2 separate regions of the Homo sapiens genome follow, and region 2 is linked to region 1. Evidence: chromatin loops called from intact Hi-C (ENCODE). Cell type or tissue: heart right ventricle. All regions are shown on one strand.

The links. A loop is a pair of places that touch in the nucleus more often than their neighbours do. Peaks named below come from ENCODE experiments on the same cell type or tissue, not always from the same donor. Only the 100,000 strongest peaks of a DNase experiment are listed, where the experiment ranks them.
Region 2: a loop joins it to region 1, with 11 times the contacts of the local background. A loop is called at or near these places in 66 of 110 quality-filtered maps.

What each region holds. Positions count from the first base shown.
Region 1 is chr6:12,890,171-12,898,170 of GRCh38, forward strand. The region is part of intron 4 of PHACTR1 (phosphatase and actin regulator 1); the gene reads left to right. Among named protein-coding and RNA genes, the nearest start is that of PHACTR1, 180 kb to the left of the region's middle. In heart right ventricle, CTCF peaks have their summits at 205, 3,906 (motif pointing left) and 4,106; a DNase peak (open chromatin) is centred at 3,891; H3K27ac peaks cover 1,514 bases.
Region 2 is chr6:12,634,824-12,642,823 of GRCh38, forward strand. No RefSeq gene overlaps it. Among named protein-coding and RNA genes, the nearest start is that of LINC02530, 53 kb to the left of the region's middle. RefSeq lists a silencer at 3,424-3,483. In heart right ventricle, a CTCF peak has its summit at 3,410 (motif pointing right); a DNase peak (open chromatin) is centred at 3,400.

The DNA of each region.
Region 1 (8,000 bases):
GGTTGCACTCTCCTTATGAGAATTTGACTAATGCCTGATGATCTGAGGTGGAGCAGTTTCATGCCGAAAACATCCTCGCCCCCAAGTTCATGGAAAAATTGTCTTCCAGGAAACTGGTACCCTGGTGCCAAAAAGGTTGGGGCTCGCTGTGCTAACAGGCCTCCTACTATGCTTTCATTCCCTGCAGTCCCCAGTACTGCAGCCAGAGGGAGCCTTTTCAGTTGCAAGGCGGACTATGAGCCTCCTCTCTTCAAAACCCTGAAATGGCTTCCACTTCACTCAGAGAAAAGCCAACCCGCCCCCATTATGTGCAGGTCATACCTGTTCTGGGTCCTGATTCCCCATATTTCTGTCCTTCATCCACCCCTGACTCGCTTGACCCAGCCTCATGGGCCACCTTGTTCCTGAACACAAACACATCAAACACATTCCCTTCTTAGGGCCTTTGCTCTAGGCGTTCGGTTTCCCTTTGCCTGGAGTGATCTTCCTTCAGATATCTGCTTGGTTAAATCCCTCACTTCATTTAAGTGTTTACTCAGATCTCCCCTTCTCAGGGATATACATGTGGATCACCATTTTTAAAAACGAACACTGCCCCACCACACTTCTGGTCCTTCCAACTCTGTTTTACTTGTTCTTTTTTCAGTATCTCTATATTACCTTTTAACCTTCCTAATAATTTGCCTATTATATTTACTGTGTAATATCTATCTTCCCCTCACTGATGTAAGTTTGATGAGACCAGATACCTTTGTCTATTTTGTTCACTCATGTATCCCAGTTGCTGATAATAATGCTTGGGACAAAGTAATGCTCAATAATCATTCCTTAAATGACCAGCTGAGCCCTGATCTTCATTCCTTGAAATATAAACTTGTAAAAAAAGATTTTTGTAGGTTGCTAGGCTACTTCCTTTATCATTTTACTTGCATTTCAAATGAAAGTTAAATTTTTTTTCTCATTCATCATGTTTGAGGAGGTAGTAATTTGCAAAGTAGTATCAATTTTTCTTGGGGGGATAATATCACCATTTTTAATATGATCATGTAACATTTGGGTGATCAGTGTGAAAAGCTAGTCAGTACTCCTACCATTTTTTTTTACAAATTATGTTAACATGCTAAAGTGGGTAACATGATGTAGTTTAATCCATATCTTGTCCCTGACAGCCCCTTTTCCGTGAGTTATTCAAATGTGAGTTGGAAGTCAAACATACAAAGGAGACCTCCCTAAATGTTCTGACTTTCTTATAAATATGGTGCTGTCATTACTTAGATTGAGACATGTTTGCATTTTTATCATGAGGAAACAAAGAAATGAAGTTTGAAGATGCTATGTGACTCAAAGCCTCAAGATGGATAAACCTTACCAATGGCTACTCCAGGTTACTTCTGGTTTTCATGAACTCACTTATGCTCCTGTCAAAAAGCCTTTATGATCCCCCTCCTCCTCTGACCAAGTTCCACAATGTTTGGTGCTTCCATTAGAGTATTTGTGCCCTGTGGTAGCATTTTTCAGAGTCTGTGTTTTATGAACATGTAACCTATCCTTGTTTACATTATGAACAGCAAACCAGAATAAGTCACTTTTACTAACAGCCTTACAAGGTTTTGTACATAGTAACAGTTTACTCTGAGATCAAACCAGCCTTGAATTCATTTCACCTACATTCTGTGTAACTCTCAGCAAGTCTTTTAAACGCCCAAGCTCCAGTTTCCTTATCTGTAAAACAGGGATAATAATAGGGCCACCATAGAGGGTGCTGAGGATGATTGAATGAGATAATACTTGTAAGGCTGCTATTAGCAATTCCATCAATCATTCCCAAGTAAAGTGTAAAGGTTCTACATTAAAGAGACATGCATTCCCTAGGAAGCTACTAGCTTATGCTAAAAATCCATATTTAATACATTAGTGATATTGTGCTCCTCATGAACTCTCAACCTTTCCAAATATGTTACTAAAAGCTTTGAGCTCCTCTTGTCTTGGGATACCCAATGATATGAGACAGCAAGCAGTTTCACTCAGTTTGAATTTTCTTGTCAAAATTCGTAGTCTTTGCCAAAGGAGGACATTAAAGAAAATTATCCTCTTTGTAAAAACTGAAAGGCCTGGGACAGTGTCCAGCTCATTTATCATACAATGCATTTAGTGAGGGAGGGTTTCACTTTATGTAAGTAATAAGCTACACATGCATAACTTCTTTTGCTTGGATAGTGGCTCTTCAGACCTGGATTTAATTAATACAGAGCTGCATCTGGGTCTGTCAGAGGGAAGTGATGAAACATACGCTCCCATATGGATTTATAGCTAGTTAGAGTTTTTGCAGACTCAACTGCAAAATCTTCAAGCGAAGGACCGAGTTTGGTTGTTGACATAATAATATGGTCTTATCTAAATGTTTTGTTTTCTTTGACTATAACTTGAGTTAATGGTCAAGCAGAGCAAAAACATTGGCAGTTACTGATTCAGACACATTTATAGACATCTTTTTCCCCCCATGGAAAAAAAGGAACAGAACAGTGCAACTGAAGTTCATTCTTCCATTTATTCAGAGATGTGAAGACATGTAAGACATTGTCATAGCTCATGCTCCAGGAACACACAATGTGGAGTAAAGGAGGATGGCAGACATGGAAACTATTATCTCTGATTAAGCAGCATAAGTTCCACAAGAGATATCATCATTGATAGGGAGAATAGACTTCATCAGAGTGCTCTTTGGCATTGGGGCAGTGGGGCTCTGAGGAACACCTTTACTTGGACCAGACCTTGAAGTAATGGTGGGATTTCCAGGACAAAGAGGAAGATAGAGACCTCCAGAGAAGGAAGAGAGAGAGAGAAAGCACACAGTCTTGGCAATATAGTGTCCAGGCAACACTCGAAAGTAAAGTGGCTGAAGGTGAGATTGGAAAGAAAGGAAAATCATTTTATTTGAACCCCTACTATGTGCTGGGCCATGTGAGACACTTTACAAACATGACTCTCTGATTCTTCCTGTAAGCCATATCTTACAGGCATGAAAACCAGGGCTCCAAGAGGTCAAAAGGGTCACATAGACAGATGCGTACAAAGCTGAAGCCAAACACAGCTGTGCAGCTCCAGGGCGTATGCACTTCACATCAGGCACACAAATGCGAGGGAGGCTGGGGCACAGAAATCCAAAAAAGAAAGTTAACAAGAGCAAGATTTTTATATTTATATCTTCTAATAAGCCTTCATCCATCAACAATTTTTTTAAATGCTGCTTTAAGGTTCACTTGCTTTCATTCATAAACTGGAAAGCGAATCCCTGGACAGGTTTTAGATATATGCAAGATGACCCTGTGAATCCTTCATTATTACATACTTTATGATTTTTTTACAACTTGTATTTTGGGGGGGTCCTTCTTCCTCCTCCCTTGGACCTGCTGTACCCCTAGCCTCTGAAGCCTGCAGACTGATCACACTATTATTATCTTTCAACCATTCTGTCAGCCCCTCTTTTCCAGCCCTCAGACTGACCAAAGGCAAGAAAAACTATATATATATACAGTATGGTTTCCTTTTCTCTTCTTCCAGCATGACTGCAGATGCTACTTCTCCCTCAGGGACAAGCAGCTCTCCACACAGGCAGTTCACGCAAGTCTAAAGCCTTTTGCTAAGTCAAGTGTCACATGGGCTTCCATATTTAGCAAAGCAGCCCTGTTGCTGCAGGGAGAGAAGATTCTGGAACCCCTCTATGTAACTGATGTCAGCTGCACTCTCTGCTGAGCAGGGGCAAAGGAGACAAGACACCTTAGGCTGATGATTACATGTCTGTCAGTGAGCTCACGTTAATGGCAATTTGCAAGGGAACACATCACCCACTGGCTGACTGTGGGATTTTTATTGGTCTCTTTACTTTTTAAGCGTTCTCGCCATCTTGTGGCTACTTTCAATATTGCAGTTGAATGATTGGGCACAGGTTCAACCACCTTGCAAATCATTAACTCATCTATTCAAGTACTTTTTGAGACTCTAATATCTCAAGTACTTACACAGAAAAGCAAGTGGACAAAAGCAAATAATAAGAAAAAAGCCTAGGAGAATTAATGTAATTATTTTTCACTACACTTTAAACCTCAGTAGCCAGGCTTGTCGCTGCCAGAGGCCATCAAAACTTTTCATTTGGGCGGGGCACAGTGGCTGACGCCTATAATCTCAGCACTTTGGGAGTCAAAGGCAGGCAGATCACTTGAGGTCAGGAGTTCGAGACCAGCCTGGCCAACATGGCAATACCCCATCTCTACTAAAAACACAAAAATTAGCCGGGTGTGGTGGCACACGCCTATAATCCCACCTACTTGGGAGGCTGAGGCATGAGAATCGTTTGAACTGGCAAGGCGGATGTAGCAGTGAGCCGAGGTCACGCCACTGCACTCCAGCCTGGGTGACAGAGCAAGACTCCTTCTGAAAAAAGAAACAAAAAAACTTCTCATTGACTTTTCTGCCCAGCCATGCTGTCACCCCTAACCACATAGTAGAGTTAGACAGGTCCTGCTACATGTTAAGTCACTTAACATGTTTCTGTTAGAGCTATAAGACATCTGAGAAATGGAATCGAATGTCTATTTTATAGACCTAGAATTACATGAGGAATAAAAGCCCAGCATAGAAAAAAATATCCAAAAAAGCAAAAATTAAAATCATTTTAATTTCATCACACAGATCTTGATTAATATTTTAATGTAGATCCTTCCATATTTTTATGCTTATATGTAATAAAATAATATGCATGCTATTTTTAAACCTTCTCTTTAAAACATGTGAATATCTCTTTCTTGTTCACTACTATATCCCTAGAGCCTAGAACACTGTTTGGCACACCAGGGTTTCTCTGTAAATACTTGTTAAATGAATGAATGAATGTAAATAAACAAACCTGCAGAATTGCTTTTAATATCTGTATAATATTCTACTCTTAGGATATTGTGTATATATTTAACTAATCTACTCTTGTCTGATATTGTGACTCTTTCTTTTTTCTTTTTTTTTTTTTTTTTTTTTGAGACGAAGTTTCCCTCTTGTTGCCCAGGCTGGAGTGCAATGGCATGATCTCGGCAAACTGCAGCCTCTGCCTCCCAGGTTCCAGCGATTCTCCTGCCTCAGCTTCCCAAGTAGCTGGGATTACAGGTGCCTGCCACCACACCTGGCTAATTTTTTGTATTTTTAGTAGAGATGGGGTTTTGCCATGTTGGCCAGGCTGGTCTCGAACTCCTGACCTCAGGTGATCTACCTGCCTCAGCCTCCCAAAGTGCTGGGATTACAGGCATGAGCCACCATGCCCAGCTGATTCTTTCTATTTTTACTGTTAACAAAACTATAATAAGCAAAGGTAGTGGAATTTGATGAGTTTTACTAGATAGTAACATGGTAAAGGGGTCCCTCAGTCAACCTTGTGATTATGAGACCAGGTGCAGCAATGGTGGTAACTGCTTTCTAAACAAAATACAAGCTCTGCTACGGAGGATTGCATACTCCACACCTTTTATCCAACAAAATGAAACCAAAGTGACATCATCTTCATCAGAACTCTACGTATTGATTCTCGAGCCTAGCTGCAAATTAGCATTGCCTGCGGGAATTTCAGAACTAGGGATGCCCCCAGAGATTCTGCCTTCATTGGTCTGGGTAGGTCTCACCCACAAGGATTTTCCAGAACTCCTGGGTAACTCTAATGTGCAGCCAGGACTGAGAAACTCTGCTTTAAATAGAATGAGCCACAGGGATCATGTCAAGGAGACCTCATTATAGTACTTGTTTCCTAGTGAAGAAGCCCTCTGAGTGTGTGCAGCTCAAGATAAACACATGATGCCATGTATATTGTAGCTTCTCAGATCCAGTGCTGCAAGTTCTGCATGCTAATGCTGACTGGAACCCTTCAAACCTACTTTAGGGAATTAACAACAGAATTAATGCAAATGGAGCAAACGCCTAATAGACAACATGCCAATACCACAATGACTTTATGTACGTCAGGCATAGCCCTTGTGTACGTAAAGACATAAACTACACATTGCTGTTGTAATACAGTAAACCCATGAGCAGGCATTACCCTTGTAACTCAACATGAGTATCAGAATAGGCTTCAATTGTAGGGCAGGAGAAATTAACTTGGGAACTGCATACACGTGCTGTAATTGATTTAGCACCATTTGATAGATTTGTTAGGGTGTTTCTTCTCACAGATTCTTCAGAAACATAGACCACATATTCCCTTGACAATTCCCGTCACCTGCTTACTCTCAGCTTTCATTTTATGTTTATCAGACTTCTGAGCTATCCCGTCTGAACTGAGCATGCCCGGATCACGGAGGCCCACCCCAACCCTAAGGTACAATTAAGTGCTTCACAGGGGATTGAAATGCCAGACAGTGCCATGGGACAGAAAACACCATAGGGCATTGGATGGGATCCCTGTTCCCCGGGAGATTCTAGTTAATAATAAAAGTAAACAAAGTAAACAGCAGAGAAACATTCTCCAGTGCTGAAAGCCGTTCTAAACATACTTATTTAGGGAATAAAGTGTCTCCTTTAGAAAACTACAGTGAATTGACGGTTCGTTATATGTATTTCTTCCCACACAATTGGTTTTGATCCATGTGGTTCTTTCTTGCCTTTTAAGTGTCCTTCTTGTATTTTTTTTGGAGGGTCAGTGGGTCTCTCTAGAGAACTGGAAAGGTCAGTTATCTCCAATGTACTAGGGGTAGAATTCAAAGTAAGGTAGCTGGAAATTCTATTGATCCCTTGTTGATAGTGAAGTTTAAGCTCCCAGTATGCCTTCTTGAGCAGTTAGTTCACTGTCACAAAGAGTTCCACCTAAATCCATCACTTGGATCCAGGGCAGACGTGGAAATGTTGGACCAAAATAAAATTTCCCCAGCAGGGATGATCACACACATCCTTTTTAAAGGGGCCATTTCTGAAAACAACAGGTAATTAAACTGTATAATAATGAGACTCCTCACCACCCTTGGCTTCTGTGTCCCTCTGTTGCATAGTGGACATGGAAAATATGTCATAACCTTGTCTCTTATTTTCACTTCATCTCCATGTGAGGAGGAGATTTAGCGGTATCTATGTCATTAAGTCAAATAATCCCATAGAAAATACTCATTCTTGCAGCGCAAGAGGTTCATCCTCCCGCTTTAAGCCAATCCCACCCCTCTGGCCACAGACTCCACCCATCCTGCCTCTTTTGGGGACCTCCTCTATCATCCCTCTGCTTCTACTAGTGTTTTCCATTGACATTAAACATGCCCAGTCTCTCCCATGCTACAAATAAAGCCTCCACCAATCCTGCATCCTCTCATTATTGCCATAGGCTATCACCCTAACTCCCCCTACTCTGGCACACACAGACTTCGCCTAATTTATAGCGTCCACTTCCTCTCTTTTATTTATATCCTCAATTTGGCTGTAGCCTCTCCCATTCCACTAAGCCCTCTCCAGCCAAAATGACTTATTGTGTATTTGTTCTAACATGCAACAAGCACTTTGTAATCTTTTATTATTATTATTATTATTATTATTATTATTATACTTTAAGTTCTGGGGTACATGTGCAGAACATGCAGTTTTGTTACATAGGTATACATGTGCCATGGTGGTTTGCTGCACTCATCAACCTATCACCTACATTAGGTATTTCTCCTAATGTGCTCCCTCCCCTATTCCCTCACCCTCCAACAGGCCCTGGTGCGTGATGTTCCCCTCCTTGTGTCCATGTGTTCTCATTGTTCAACTCCCATTTATAAGTGAGAACATGTGGTATTTGGTTTTCTGTTCTTGTGTTAGTTTGCTGAGAATAATGGTTTCCAGCTTCATCCATGTGCCTGCAAAGGACATGAACTGATATCTTTATTCTACTGAACTTCCGGGGCAGCATTTAGCACTGTGGACCACTGTCTCCTTGAATCACTCATTTTATTTCACCTCAGGCCACCTCATTCTCTTAGGGTTTCTCTTTTTCCTATCTC
Region 2 (8,000 bases), 260 kb before region 1:
ATATAAAATCCTGTCATCTGCAGACAACTTGACTTCCTCTCTTCCTGTTTGAATACCCTTTATTTCTTTCTCTTGCCTGATTGCCCTGGGCAGAACTTCCAATACTATGTTGAATAGGAGTGGTGAGAGAGGGCACCCTTGTCTTGTATGGGTTTTCAAAGGAAATGCTTCCAGCTTTTGCCCATTCAATATGATATTGGCTGTGGGTTTGACATAAATAGCTCTTTATATTTTGTGATATGATCCATCAATACCTAGTTTATTGAGAGTTTTTAACATGAAGGGATGTTGAATTTTATCAAAGTCTTTTTATGTATCTATTGAGATAATCATGTGGTTTTTGCCTTTGGTTCTCTTTCTGTGATGGATTACATTTATTGATCTGTGTATATTGAACCAGCCTTGTATCCCAGGGATAAAGCCAACTTGATCGTGGTGGATAAGTTTATTGATATGCTGCTAGATTCGGTTTGCCAGTATTCTATTGAGGATTTTCACATCAATGTTCATCAGGGATATTGGCCTGAAGTTTTCTTCTTTTGTTGTGTCTCTTCCCAGTTTTGGTATCAGGATGATGCTGGTTTCATAAAATGAGTTAGGGAGGAGTGAGAGAGTATTTTTCTTGAGATAAATTTACATTGTTATTTGAGCATCTCTGAATACTGGGCAGTGGGGAAGAAGGCAGAGCTATAAATATTCTCTGTGGTGAATATTGCACCTGTCATTTTCACATGAGACTGTGGATGCTGGACAGTAGAATTGACTCCATGTCTCCTTGGGACTGTGGAGCCATTTCTCTTTTCATTAATCATGGCAGACAAAACCAATAGTCAGCATGTTCTTCACTGCTACACGTGATTGCCAAATTTGATAAATAAAAATACAAGGTACGTAGTTAAATTTGAAGAAACAACAAATAGGTTTTTAATTTTAGCATGTCCTGTGTAATACTTGGGACATAATATATACTTAAACAAGTATGTGTTGTTTATTTGAAATTCAAATTTGTCTGGGCATTTTGTATTTTATCTGGCAACCCTACTGCTCAGCCCAGTCACAGCATTAAATTCTTCTCAACACAAGCATGCAGTCAGTATAAATCAACTGCTGTTGACATGTGAGTTGATGTCTCTTTGACATTTCACATTCCACAACGGAGCTTAACTGGTGGGGTCCAAATCTTACAAAACAGGCCTTGCTTATCTCCAGCTCTTGCTTGATTAGTTTTGGATGTTAGCCTGGGTCTGGCAGAATCTCCTCCCCTCCTTTCCAGGAGCACGGCTCTTGTACAGGAGGAGTGCTGTGAGTCACTCTAGAACTTTCATCAATCTGGGTTCATCTCACCACCTCTCCAATAAATTCTCCAAAGCTAGTGCAAATTCGATAGTGCCTTTCCTACTTTCCAATGGCCATGCGGGTTTTTTCTTTCTTATTTTGAAGGAATTTGGGGAAAAAGAGTATTAGATGACTGTGTTGTAGTCATCTTCCCATCTTATCTGAAAAGTCAAGATAATTTTCTTGATCTGAAACAAAATAAATCCTTGCACGTGGTTAAATGTCCATGTTCCACCATGAACTTTAATACTCATATAAGCCCAACTGTGAAACTCATACATCGGTTCGTCAATATTTTTATGGCTGGGTTCTTCTTCTGGTTGTAACAACACAAAGATTTTAGAAAGGGCAATCCTGAAAGAAATTGCCCCCTGCTGTCTATTTTGAGTATGGGGCAATGTGCAGACACTGAGATTTGCAAACAAGTATCATTAAATAGAACCCTGTAGAGAAACACAAATGGAACTTTGGAAATGTGATATTAAGATAATTTCTTATTTCAACATTCACTGACATCAAACTTCAAATAAGAATCCATTAAGAATAAAAATCAGATAATTTAGGTAGCACTTCAAAAACGATCATATATGGCCTCTTTCCTTCTCTTCCTTTATCTTTTCCTCTCCATGGATGATATATGACAAAAAAGGAACATTCTGTAGCATTAAATCAGATTTCAAAGTCATTATTATGATTATATGCACATCAGTAGTACTTGCCCTACTTTTGCTTAAATCATGGAGATTATGAGAAAAGCATTCCTTTGGGGAATTTAGTTTGTTTCCCAGCTTTTATAGATATTTCATTTGAGAAAAATTTGAACTCTATCTGGGTATTCAGGATTCATGCTTTCATCTGTAAATTTCAGTGACTACTAACACCACCTGGCCAAACCGATTATGAAGCTCTAAATATGATCTGAAATTTCAAATTCAATTCATTTTCAGTTCAAAAAGTATGTTGTTAATGATGCCTTACTGTTCCTGCAGTAAGAAGGCTGCTTTTCTTTTTTTGTATAGAAAATAGCTTTGATTATTTTAAGTTTTATATGTGATACATATTAAAAGTATAAACTAAAATATATAAAATGGTATAAAGAAAATATTTTAAAAATTACCTTTAATTACAACACTATGAGATAAATAGCCCCATTATGTTGATTTATTCTTTACTTCTGTTCCTGGATAGAAACATAAGTGGGAATATATTTTATGAGCACAAAGATACAATCAAAAGAATTGACTTTTTTTTAGGTGTAGTGAGCTTTAGCCCTTTATTTGAATTCCTTTTTCATATTTAAAGCCACCTTATAAAGTATGTACTATCAATAAATTTCCTATTTAGAGATAAAAAAATTGAGGACAGAAAAGGTCAGATTGCCCAAACTCATATGACAGCAAGTGGAGAAGCCAGAATTTGAAACAAGGCCGTTTGACTCCAGAGCTCATGATACAGTACATGAAGTTTAATGGACATGCATTTTATCACCTAATGATATACTATAGATACCTTGCCATATTGATATATATCAAAATACATACATCCTTTTTATGGCAACATAGTATTCCATTAGGTGGCCAAACCATAGTTTACATAAACAGTCTCTTTACTTCACAATGGAATACATTTTTTTCGCCACTATAATATTACTTTGGGAAAAAAAAGAACCCTTGCAATTATCTTCGCTAATTTTTTTTACTACTTGTTTAGGATAAATTCCTAAAAGTAGGATTTGGTAGTTCAATTTAATTTTTTGGCACACATTGCCAAAATGCACTTCCTGAAGATTAAACCAACCTACTCTCCTACAAACAGCACATTAGAATAACTTTTCCACACTCGCTCCCTTTAGAAAGATAATTCTCAAAGTCTCACATTCCAAGACACTTTGAAAGCAAAAAATCTCTTTCCATAGTGAGTCATCACTGTAATTTGCATACCACAGTGAATCATCACTGTAATTTGCATATGGCCAAACTTCTTTAAAGACTGTGATACCCTGTCTAGGCACCAATGCTTCTCCGTGAAACAGCTTCCCAGGGTCAATTTTCCCTGTGGTGGCCAGCAGGCGGTGCTCACACACAGATTAGAAAGACCTCTGTGGTCACTGATTCTCTAACGCAAAAAACTTCATTCACATCACCTCAAACCCTTGGACAACACTACGTGGCCTGTGAAAACCACCTGATTGCTCGAACCTTACATTATGGTTTAGTCAATACTCTCTGAAATTCAGGTTCTTATTCTTATACCAATATCTTAGGAAGAGTCATGTGAGCAATGTCCAAATATTCTTGACTATGAGTGAGGTCCATGTATACACACTACCAGTAGCTCCCTAAGACCCAGGCAGGTAAGCTTTTAAGTATCCAATCTTAAACATGTATCATAACCTTAACCACCAACTCCATATCTATACTCCTTGCCTATAAGAAGTGGCATATGCCAAAACACCACCTCATGCGCTCTCTTTTCTGTATTTTACTTTCCTTCAACTATTACGTATTTCTTATTTTAAGGTAGATTATATATGTTATTTGTTGCAAGGCTGAGGCAGGTAAAAGTTTCTCCATGTTTTCCTTTCTAGTAGAGTCCAGTCTATTTTTCTTTTATGGTTTCATATATGGAATAATCATACTGCCTTGTGCTTAATACAGAAAATTTTCAAATTCCTGTATAGTTTGGTTGCTAACATCTTGAAAAGCAGAATTCAAATTAAAAATTGACTACACAAAAATAGAAATTTTTGGTATTTTAATTGTTAAATTTGGTCTGAACAACCAAAATACCAGGAAAAAAAATCTGAGAAAAATATTTAAAACCAATATGACCCACAAACAGTGATGTCCTTAAGAGATAAGGAAGCACATATATCTATTAAAAATAAAATACTGGGTCAGGCATGGTGGCTCATACCTGTAATCCCAGCACTTTGGGAGGCACAAATGGGAGGATCTCTTGAATCCAGAAGGTCAAGGCTACAGTGAACTGTGATTGTGCCACTGCACTCCACCTTGGGTGACAGAGCCAGACTCTGTCTCAAAATTAATAAAATTATGACAGAAAAAAAATGGACGTGGTGCCTGAACAGAATTTATAGAAACATAAGTAACTATAAACATATTTTAAGAAAAAATGTAATCTAATTACTTATAGAAAAAAATGCAAATTAAAATGACCTTTGTTCAAATGAGAAAAGACTAATTCAGTAATTAGCAATTATGCTTAGGATATGGCAAAGATCAAAGTCGTGCTTTACATATGGTTAGTAGAAATAGATCATCATTCTAGGAAAAAATTTTACAAAGCATAGCAAGGAGACAGGGAGGGGAACATCACACACCAGGGCCTGTCGGGGGGTGGGGGGCTAGGGGAGGGATAGCATTATGAGAAATACCTGATGTAAATGACGGGTTGATGGGTGCAGCAAACCACCATGGCACGTGTATACCTATGTAACAAACCTGCATGTACTGCACATGTACCCCAGAACTTAAAGTATAATAAAAAAATGTAATACCCTTTGACTAGTAATATGGCTCTGGAAATTACTGGAAGCTTAGTCAAAGAATATATACGAAAAGTTTATTCTGGCATTCTTTATTCTAACAATAAATTATATGCCCCCAAATATCCAATAATGCCACATAAACTTTAATGTTCATATATATCAGAAGGAAAAGGAAATGAAAATATATCATATCTTCTGTATTTGTTTTCTCTGGGTATTGGGTCACAGTTTTTGTTTTTAATTTTACATTTTGTTTCTCATACTTTGTAAAAAAGATTGTATTACTTTTACAATCAGAAAAAAACATTTCAAAAATCAACTTGAGTCATAATTATCGTACAACAAAATGTATACAATCTAAGTGTAGAATTTAGTGACTTTTGACAAACGATATCCTGATGTAACAATCGTGTGACACCCATCACAATCGAGATATAGAATATTTGCAGTCAAATTTCATCACTTCAAACCCCATCAACACATGGGCAATATTCTGTCACTATAGACCAGTTTAGATTTTCCTAAAATTTAATGTAAATGAAATTATACAATATATAATCTTTTTTGCTTATCTTCTTTCCCTCAGCATAATGTTTTTGAGATTTAAACAGGATGATGCATAGGTTAATAGTTTGTTCCTTTTTATTGTTGAGAAGTGTTGATTTTAACATAAGTAACAATTTGTTTATCTAATCAACTGATGATGGACATTTGGGTTGTTTCCTGTTTAGAGTAATTACAAATAAAGCTTCTAATTACATTCGTGTAAAATTCTTCCTGTAAACTTATGCTTTAGTTTGTCTTAGGTACATACAGTGGAGTAAAATTTCTGGCTAGCACTGTAAAACAATATTTAAATTTATAACAAAACATCAAATTCTGTTCCAATGTAATTATACCAATTTACCTTCCCAACAGCAATGCATGAAAGTTTCAGATGTTCCAGATTCTCACCAACACTTGGTATTGTCAGCCTTTTTAATTTTAGCTATCCTGGTGGTGAGGAATGGGATCTCTTAGTTTTTATTTCCCTGGTGACTAATGATGTTGAGCTACTTTCATGTGCTTATTGACCATCTGTATACACTTTTTTTGGCGAAGAATCTGCTAAAATCTTTTCCCTATTTGTACCTGGTATGTTCAAAAACTTTTTATTGAGTTGTAAGAGTACACTGTAAGTTCTAAAGTCCTTTGTCAGATATATGTATTGTGAATTTTTTCCTAGCATATGACTTGACTTCTCATTTTTCTTAACAGTTTCTTTTGAAGAGCATTTTTGAATTTTAATGTCATGTAATTTATTAATTTTTTCTTTTATAGTTTATGTTTTTGGTATCATATTTAAGAAATATCTTCTTCCTACAAGGGAAGAAGATATACTTCTATGCTTTCTGTTTAAAGTACCATACTTTCAGCTTTTATGTTTATGTGAATGTCTGTTTCTGTTCATTTTTATATATATATTGTGAGGTGATTTGAAGATTCAATTTTTTATGTGGATATCTAACTGTTCTGGTGCCATTTGTTGAAAAGACAAGTTTTTCACCAGTTAATTATCCTGAAATGTTTGTTAAAAGTCAACCACCTGGCTGGGTGCAGTGGCTCATGCCTGTAATCCCAGCATTTTGGGAGGCCAAGGGGGGTGGATCATGAGGTCAGGAGATCGAGACCATTCTGGCCAACGTGGTGAAACTCTGTCTCTACTAAAAAAAAAATACAAAAATTAGCTGGGCATGGTGGTGCATGCCTGTAATCCCAACTACTTGGGAGGCTGAGGCAGGAGAATGGCATGAACCCAGGAGTCAGAGGTTGCAGTGAGCCGAGACTGCGCCACTGCACTCCAGCCTGGCGACAGAGCGAGACTCCATTAAAAAAAAAAAAAATCAACCACCTGTAAATGTAACAGTCCACTTCTTTTTTTTCTTTCTTTCTTTTTTTGTATTTCTACATTGCATTGAACAAGAGCTTTTCATTTTTTTAAATTTTACTTCAAGTTCTGGGGCACATGTGCAGAATGTGCCAGTTTGTTACATAGGTATACATATGCCACGGTGGTTTGCTGCACCCATCAACCTGTCATTTACATTAGGTATTTCTCCTATTGCTATCCCATCCCCCACCCCCCACCCCCTGACAAGCCCTGGTGTGTGATGTTCCCCTACCTGTGTCCATGTGTTCTCATTGTTCAACTCCCACTTATGAGTAAGAACATGCCATTTTTGGTTTTCTGTTCTTGTGTTAGTTTGCTGAGAATGATGGTTTCCAGCTTCATCCATGTCCCTGCAAAGGACATGAACTCATCCTTTTTCATGGCTGCATAGTATTCTGTGATGTTTACATGCCACATTTTCTTTATCCAATCTATGATTGATGGGCATTTGGGTTGGTTCCAAGTCTTTGCTATTGTGAACAGCGCTGCAATAAACATACGTATGCATGTGTCTTTATAGTAGAATGATTTATAATCCTTTGGGTATATACCCAGTAATGGGATTGCTGGGTGAAATGGTATTTTTAGTTCTAGATCCTTGAGGAATCACCACATTGTTTTCCACAGTTGTTGAACTAATTTACACTCCCACCAACAGTGTAAAAGCATTTCTATTTCTCCATATACTCTAAAACATCTGTTGTTTCCTGAACAGTCCACTTCTTGATCAGCTATTTTTTGTATTGACCTATATATCTATCCTTACAGCAGGAATCATCAACTCTAATGAACTTCAAATTTTGGCTGTCTGTCACATTGGAAAAGTGAACAGATTACTTGCTACAGATGACACTATTAGAATCAAGCGGAGAATATTACTGGGGGAAAGGGACAGATTGTTGTAATGCACGTTCATCTATTGACTGTATTTATGGAATAGTCCTCTCTTTACAGCAGTGAGCTCCCATCACTGGAAGTGTTCAAGCCAATGTCAGATCATCATTTAGCAATAATGTTCTGTAAAAGAGTCCTTGTCTCTGTTTGCAGATGACATGTCTCTGTTTGCAGATGACATGATTGTATATTTAGAAAACCCTGTCATCTCAGCCCAAAATCTCCATAAGCTGATAAGCAACTTCAGCAAAGTCTCAGGATACAAAATCAGTGTGCAAAAATCACAAGTATTCCTATACACCAGTAATAGACAAACAGAGAGCCAAATCA